2 separate regions of the Homo sapiens genome follow, and region 1 is linked to region 2. The links are chromatin loops, found by intact Hi-C in ENCODE. Cell type or tissue: mammary epithelial cell. All regions are shown on one strand.

Evidence for each region. Peaks named below come from ENCODE experiments on the same cell type or tissue, not always from the same donor. Only the 100,000 strongest peaks of a DNase experiment are listed, where the experiment ranks them.
Region 1: a loop joins it to region 2, with 8 times the contacts of the local background. A loop is called at or near these places in 1 of 110 quality-filtered maps.

The regions. Positions count from the first base shown.
Region 1 is chr13:70,567,090-70,571,089 of GRCh38, forward strand. No RefSeq gene overlaps it. Among named protein-coding and RNA genes, the nearest start is that of LINC00348, 450 kb to the right of the region's middle. In mammary epithelial cell, a CTCF peak has its summit at 1,681 (motif pointing left); no DNase peak of the experiment used is centred here; H3K27me3 peaks cover 42 bases.
Region 2 is chr13:69,577,168-69,581,167 of GRCh38, forward strand. No RefSeq gene overlaps it. Among named protein-coding and RNA genes, the nearest start is that of LINC00383, 360 kb to the left of the region's middle. RefSeq lists an enhancer at 2,975-3,549. In mammary epithelial cell, a CTCF peak has its summit at 2,368 (motif pointing right); a DNase peak (open chromatin) is centred at 3,194; H3K27ac peaks cover 757 bases.

The DNA.
Region 1 (4,000 bases), 990 kb after region 2:
GAAATAAACTTTGTGCTGTCTTGAAAGTATCTGAAGGTAGTGACAGAAGAATGCCAAAATAGAATAAAGGAAAATAAAATAAGAATTATATATGATTAATATTGCCAAGTTTTAGTTACTTTTATTCCACATTTACGCAATAAAAACTAACTTAATCAAAACCCATCTCATTTTAACTTGATCATTGTGTGCAATATTTCTGCCAAGCCCTCAGTGAGCGAGCTACCAAAACAAAAACATTTAAAATGTAATATTATATTTTAATATACATTGCTTTCCTGAAGGTTTCTTCAGAAATGAAGAACAATGTCTATTAATGATAAAAGCATGTTTTTTTCACTTGTTAATTTGAGATAAAATAAATTTAGACACATTCTTATTAAAATTCAAGCACAATATTTATCAGGAGAGTCACACAAATATATAAATTATTTTTATTTGTTGAATCATATACTGCTAAACCCTCAAAATAATCCTAATTTTTAATCACATCATGCCACAACTTTTATTTTAGTTGACCTTTGGCTGAAGTGGTTAGGTTTGTGAATATGCTTGTCTATGGAAAAGATGAAAAAAATTAAAATCCATGATGAAAATGCTAAAGATGCTATTCTATTAAAGTATTTAATAGACGAGCAAAGGAATAAAAATAATCCTTTACTCTAGAATGTATTAGGAATCCTAAAATAACAAAAAAGATTTTTTGTTATACATTTTATTTTATTCTTGAAAATAATATAAATAAACATTTTAAGGAATTTTTACTGGCAAATGAAAAAATACCTCTCATTAAGATTAGATTTCACATTACACAAGAATTTCAAACATTTAAAATTCTGTATGAACATATCTGTGAAACAATTAAAATTAATGTGGAGCTAATGGATTACGAATTTTAGGTCATGTGTCAAATTGAGAAATAATTCAAAGAGAGTGGAAGAGTTAAAAAATATGAAATTCATTTTTAGCGTTGACAATGTTCTACCAGGAAAAGTTAGCCTGACTCTTACTTTCTTTTCCATAGCGTGTCTTGCCTGTGTACCTACAAAGCCACACTTGTGTGTTGTGTGCAATACGAAAATGCCACAAGGTCAATCATATTCTTTGAAAGTAAGACTCCAATATTTTTGTGGTGTTGGATATTGAAACAATAATAGAACATTAAAAGAATTCCAAACTTCTTATCATGTACATGCTGAAGTAGTAGGTTTCACACAGCAGATGTTTTTCTTTCATTTTATGAATAATTGTATTATACATGGTACAATATAATACATGTACATTATACATGTACATAGTATAAAGAATATATAGAATATGTAAATATAGTATTTACATATAGAAAAATGTATTATATATTTTTCTACAATTATTTGAAAATAAGAAATTTAACAAATGTTTCCCTAACCTTTTAATCTTCCTGAGAGTTTGTTTCATTTTCTTAAATTTAGATGGGTGAGAATTATTTCTTCTATTATTTACTGTTTTATAATCCTAGCAACCCTCAGGTCCCAATAGCCTCAGTCCTATGCACAGAATAAAGCTGTATTAGTAAAGAATTGAGAAATTATTTGGATGTGGAAAAAGGACTGAAAAAAGCAAAAACTTAAAACTGCCAAGCACATATGCCTTGCCTACTGATAATATTGAAAGTATTAGTCAGTCTTCTACCACCATCTGGTGGTAATCTGTGGTATGAGCCAAAGAAGATAATTCTGGTGTTAAGGTACAAATAAATTTCAATTTACAAGCATATTTTAAATGGATTATTTAACTTGATGATTATGGAAATGTTAGATTTTTCTACCTCAAATGTTATTCTTATTTTTAAGTTTCAGAAAGTGGGACAAAAGATGTTCTTATTTTTGGGAGGTTTAACCGACAGTAATATATATTGGATAAACTAATAGCATTCACATTGTCCAAATAATAATTGTTTTTTCAATTCATTTGAAACATATCTAAGTTAATAAACTCTGTATGATTGGGAAATCATTTATTAAGGTAAAGGCTCTCTTAAAATAAGGTGTGTTTGTTTGATTTGTTTTATTGTTATTATGAGAGTTTTGAAACATAATACAATAGGCTACTAACTAAATATATGTAGAATATATAGTAAAATTTAACATGAAGAAAATACTGCTTTTAATTTATTATTAACCTTCTCTAGTGGGGCGTCATTTATAACAAATGGATTGTAAATATTATGCAGCAGTCATATGATAATAGCATCTTATTGTCTGATTCCTTGCAACTCTAAGTCAAACAAGAGTTGAGAAAACATAAATATAAAATTCAAACTTCTCAATGGTATTTTTTTAGCTGTAAAAGATCTTCTCCCTTTGCTCCTCACTGGTCAGCTTCCCAGGTAACAATTTTTCTTGAGAAAATGTGTATAGATCATAAAGGGAGAGAGGAGAGGCATGAATAACCTACTTTTTTTGTTTAGTGTTTTCAGAGTCTTCACTGGCCTCTCTGACATGGTTTGTCTGTGTCTCCACCCAAATATCATCTTGACTTGTAGCTCCCGTAATCCCCAAATGTCATGGGAGAGACCGGTGGGAGATAATTGAATCATGGGGGCGATTTCTCCCATATTGTTCTCATGGTAGTGAATAAGTCTCATGAAATCTGCTGGTTTTATAAATGGAAGTATCCCTGCACAAGCTCTCTTGCAGACTGCCATGGAAGATGTGACTTTGCTCCTCATTCGCCTTTCACAGTGATTGTGAAGCCTCCCCACCCATGTGGAACTGTAAGTCAATTAAACTGTTTTCCTATATAAATTACCCAGTGTTGGGTATGTCTTTATTAGCAGCATGGTAACAGACTAATACAATAAATTGGTACCTGTAAAGTGGGGTGCTGCTGTAAAGATACCCAAAAATGTGGAGGCAACTTTGGAACTGGGTAACAGGCAGAGGTTGGAGCAGTTTGGAGGGCTCAGAAGAAGACAGAAAAATGTGGGAAATTTTGGAACTCCCAAGAGATGTGTTGAATGGCTTAGACCAAAATGCTGATAATGATATGGACAATGAAATCCGGGTTGAAGTGGTCTCAGACGGAGATGAGGAACTTGTTGGAAACTGGAGCAAAGGTGACTCTTGTTATGCTTCAGCAAAAAGACTTCTGACATTTTGTCGCTGCCCTAGAGACTTATGGAAATTAGAACTTGAGAGAGTTGATTTAGGGCATCTGGCAAAAGAAATTTCTAAGCAGCAAAGCATTCAAAATGTGACTTGGGTGCTATTAAAAGTACTCAGTTATATATATTCCCAAATATATGGTTTGGAATTGTAACTTATGTTTACAAGGGAAGTAGAGCATAAAGTTAAAAAAATTTGCAGCCTGATGATGCGATATAAAAGAAAAACCCATTTTCTGAGGAGAAATTCAACCAGACTGCATAAATCTGCATAAGTAGCAAGGAGCCTAATGATAATCACCAAGACAATGGGGAAAATGTCTCCAGGGCATGTCAGAGACCTTCATACCAGGCCCTCTCTTCACAGACCAAGAGGCCTAGGAGAAAAAAAAAGGTTTAGCGGACACATTCCAGGGTCTCCCTGCTCTGTGCAGCCTAAGGACTTGGTGCCTGCATCTCAGCTGCTTCAGCCATAGCTAATAGGGGCCGAGATACAGCTCAGGCCATGGCTTCAAAGGGTGTGAGCCCCAAGCCTTGTCAGCTTCCATATGGTATTGAGCCTGAAGGTGCACAGAAGTCAAGAACTGAGGTTAGGGAACCTCCACCTAGATTTCAGAGGATGTATGGAAACACCTGGATGTCTAGGCAGAAGTTTGCTGCAGGGGCAGGGCCCTAGTGGAAAACCTCTCCTAGGGCAGTGCAGAAGGGAAATGTGGGGTTGGAGCTTCCACACAGAGTCCCCACTAGGGCACTGCCTAGTGGAGCTGTGAGAAGAGAGCCACTGTCCTCCAGACCCCAGAATGGTAGATTCACTGACAGCTTGCACCGTGTGCCTGGAAAAGCCACAGACACTCA
Region 2 (4,000 bases):
GATGAACACAGATGCAAAAATCCTCTACACAATACTAGTGAACTGAATTCAATAGCATGTTAAAATGATCATTCACCATGTTCAACTGGGATACATCCCAGGGATGCAAGGATGGTTCAACATATAGAAATCTATAAATGTGACAAACTGCTTCAACAAGATGAAAAACAAAAATCAAATGATTATATCGATAGATGCAGAAAATATCTGATACATTCAACATTGTTTCCCAATAAAATCCCTCAACAAATTAGGCACAGAAGGAATGCACCTCAATACAATAAAGGCCATATATGACAAACTCACAGCAACCATCATAATCAATAGAAAAATGTTGAAACCTTTTCCTTTAAGCTCAGGAACAAGACAAAGATGCCTATTCTTTCTATTCAAAATAATACTGGAAGTCCTAACTAGAGCAATTAGTCAAGAGAAAGAAATAAAAGGCATCCAGATTGGAAAGGAAGAAGTTAAATTTTTTCTGTTTACAGATAACATGATGTTATACATAGAAAACCCTGAAGTCTCTACCAAAAAAAAATTATTAAAGTTAATAAGCTTACTCAGTAAAGTTGCAGGGTACGAAATCAATATAGAAAAACCAAAATCAATAGTCTTTCTATACCAACAGCAAACTATCAGAAAATAAATCAAGAAAACAATCCCATTTCAGCAGCTATAAAAATAAAATACTTAGGAATAAATTTAACCAAGGAGGTAAAAGACCTTTGCACTCAAAACCATAAAACACGGATGAAAATCAGTGCAGAATGCACAAATAAATGGAAATATATCCCTGTCCATTGACTGGAATAATTAATATTGTTAAAATGTCTATACCACCCAAAACAATCTACCAATTTAATGAAATCACTATCACAATTCCAATGACATTTTTCCCAAAAATAGAAAAAAAACAGCTTAATATTCCTATAGAATCACAAAAGACTCTGAATAGCCAAAGCAATCTTTAGCAAAAATAATAAAACTAGAGGTATGATACTCCCTGACTTCAAAGTAAAATGCATCTAATATTGAAACCTAAATTCAGTACAAAAGCTTTTGAAGACCTTCTGTGTGTGTGATGGTGGTGGGGGCTCTGGGTTGAGTAAGCCAACTCATCATATTATTGCCAGCCACCACGTCACTGTTAATTCTCAGACTGCAGAGGCTGAAGTATCTCACGAAGCTCTGATCTAGATAAATAAAAATGCAATTTACTTCTAGGCACATAGTAATGAAGCTGCGGAATACCAAATATGAAAAGAAAATCTTAGAATCTAATAGAAATAAAAGACTAATTTCTGAAAATAGATATACAACTTGACTAAAAAGGAAATTTCTTTGTAGAAACAGACAAAAATTATATATCAATAATATAACGATATTGCCAATAAAAAATCCTATTACCTGCTATTCTTTAAGACTAATTGTGAAATAAAGGGATTTTTATAGTTTTTAAAAGTTTGTGAAAAAATCATTTTAAATTTTTATCCAAAAGGAATTAAATCCATAAAGAAAACATTAAAATGCAAAGATCAATGTTTTCATATTATTTTTATTTGAAAATATGTTTCATCATTTTTTGGAACATTTTATATTTAAAAATATATCTAAACATGACAGTTTAGCTCAGTATTAAAAGTAATATATTTTGAATTCATATCATTAAGCAATTGAGAAATACTTAACATGAGCTAGTTGTAAGTCTTAAGTAAGAAAAATAGAATTTTATTTTATTCATACCATGTATCTTTCTACTTCCAGAGAAAGATCTTTAAAAAAAAGGAAATATTGATTCATACCATCTGCTCTAATGTCAGTCACACCAAGAATTTTCAGCATTCTAATCTTTACTAACTTTTAGGAAAGAAGGCATTGTTTTTTTTTTGTCTTTACTGAATAGATGGCAAAAATAGTGCCCTTTAAACATTTATTTTATTCTATTTGGTAAAATAATAGAAAAAGAAATAACATACTTTAAAACACAGTCTTCTTTTTCATTAAGTGTGAAAATACTTTTTATGAATGTAACATTAAAGAATCACAGCACGGCTCATAACTAAGTCATTAAAGGGAGAAAACAGTGAAATATCAAGAGTGATAAAGTCTGTCTGAGGTACACTCATGTTTTAATATTATGTTTTTATTATTAAGGTATTTCATTTTATGCTCTTTTTTATTCATGATATTATGTGGAAAACAAATGAACTAAAATGTGGTATTATATCAGTGAGATTTTTTTTCAACAATACAGCATTTAATGATCAATCTACATTCCATAGTTGTAGGCCCCTACATCTTCAATAAAGTGTACTGGCAACACTCCATTGCAACAGTACTGCATGTGAAATTAGTTCACACTAGATGGCAATATTTCCTAATCAGGAGCCCCAAGTTTTGCTTCTATAAAGTAGTCTTTTTTATATATCATCAGCTAAATGTTTCTCCTTCTTCTTCCCTTTTTTTTAAAATCCTTCCCAATATCCATTTTTCACTGCTGGTTTGCTAATATCCTACTGTTCAGTATTTTGGTGACCAAAATCTATCTATATTGATTCCCTTGCTGTATGCTTTGTTCCTTCATGTTGAGTCTCTTTTGTCCTCCAAGAAAGAAATTGTGAAGGCTGCAGAAAGAAATATGCCAGGATATTAGAAAAGAAGCCCATACAATAGGGATAATGGGTGGATGAAATAGAAATAGTGTTGAGACATTGACTCAGCTATTGAGAAGTCGGCTGTGCAATGTATAATAAGAAAGGGACAAGGTGCATTGTGGTTCAGTTCCATTGCCTATTTTTAAAAAATGTTTTAAATACCTGAATTGATTTAGTTTTCTATGTTGAGTCAAAAGTTTTTTATTTCATCCTTTATGCTTTATCTGCTGTCTTAAACATAGTAACATTGCAATACTATATATCCTGAGCCTTTTGAATATTAAACAGATCAGTCAAATTTGACCTCTGATGCAACTGGTCTTGTTTTTGTTTGTTTGTTTTTACATTTGGTCTTCAGCTCCCTCTCGGGAAAATGGTTATAAATTCTAGGCCTGTCCTGACAGGCTCCACAGGATGTGTTTGTGGGTGTTTACAGTGTGCCTTTCATGGGACATTTCTTTATCCTGATGCATGGCCTAATACCTAGGTATCCAACCCATGACAAAGATTCCCTTTATATTGGCAGACACCCTTGGGGCTTTTGTCTGACCTATATCCAATGTATTCATACCAAGGTAGCTACCTTCCAGGAGAACCCTGACTGGGAGGAGAGTCAGGTTTAAGTACATCAGTCAGGTGAATCACAATGAGGAGACAGCACAGTAAACGACATGAAATCACAGAAGCATTTTGTTACTCATTGATCTATGAGAGAAGCAGGGTGGCCACTTGGGCAGGTGGAAAAATCCAGCAACAGCGGGGTACTCAACCAGTGGGTGGGTGGGGGGTGAGGGCCGAGACTCTGATGTTGACCATTGGGTTGAATCCTGCTCAGCAGCTGCAGGATGTGCTGGGTTTAGGGTCAGTGTGTTTAGAAATAAGCATGGCATCTATCAAACAGCTACAAAAGGAGGGGGAAGTTTTAACTAGACCAAAGGTGATGAGGTATGATTAGCTTTCAAATAACTTTTCAGGCCTAAAAAGGGATGTCAAGGCAGTGGCCATATCAAACAAAATTATAACACAACTATGATATATTTATCAATCATAAATGGCATTTATCAATAAATAGAATTATTTTTTATCTCATTTAAAATACCTATGCCAGGAGGATGGCTCAGTACTGATAATATCTGCCATATAAAAGTAAGTCCTGTTTCTTTTTTTTGTTTATTTATAGCTTATATTTAGTAAGTCATTGTCAGACAGAAATGTCATAGTAGCAGAAATACTGACAGAGGGGTATAGATATCAGAGATAATGCAGTTATGGTAGACAGGAATTCATGTGTTTAAAATAGGACTAAAGGCCGGGTGCGGTGGCTCACGCCTGTAATCCCAGCA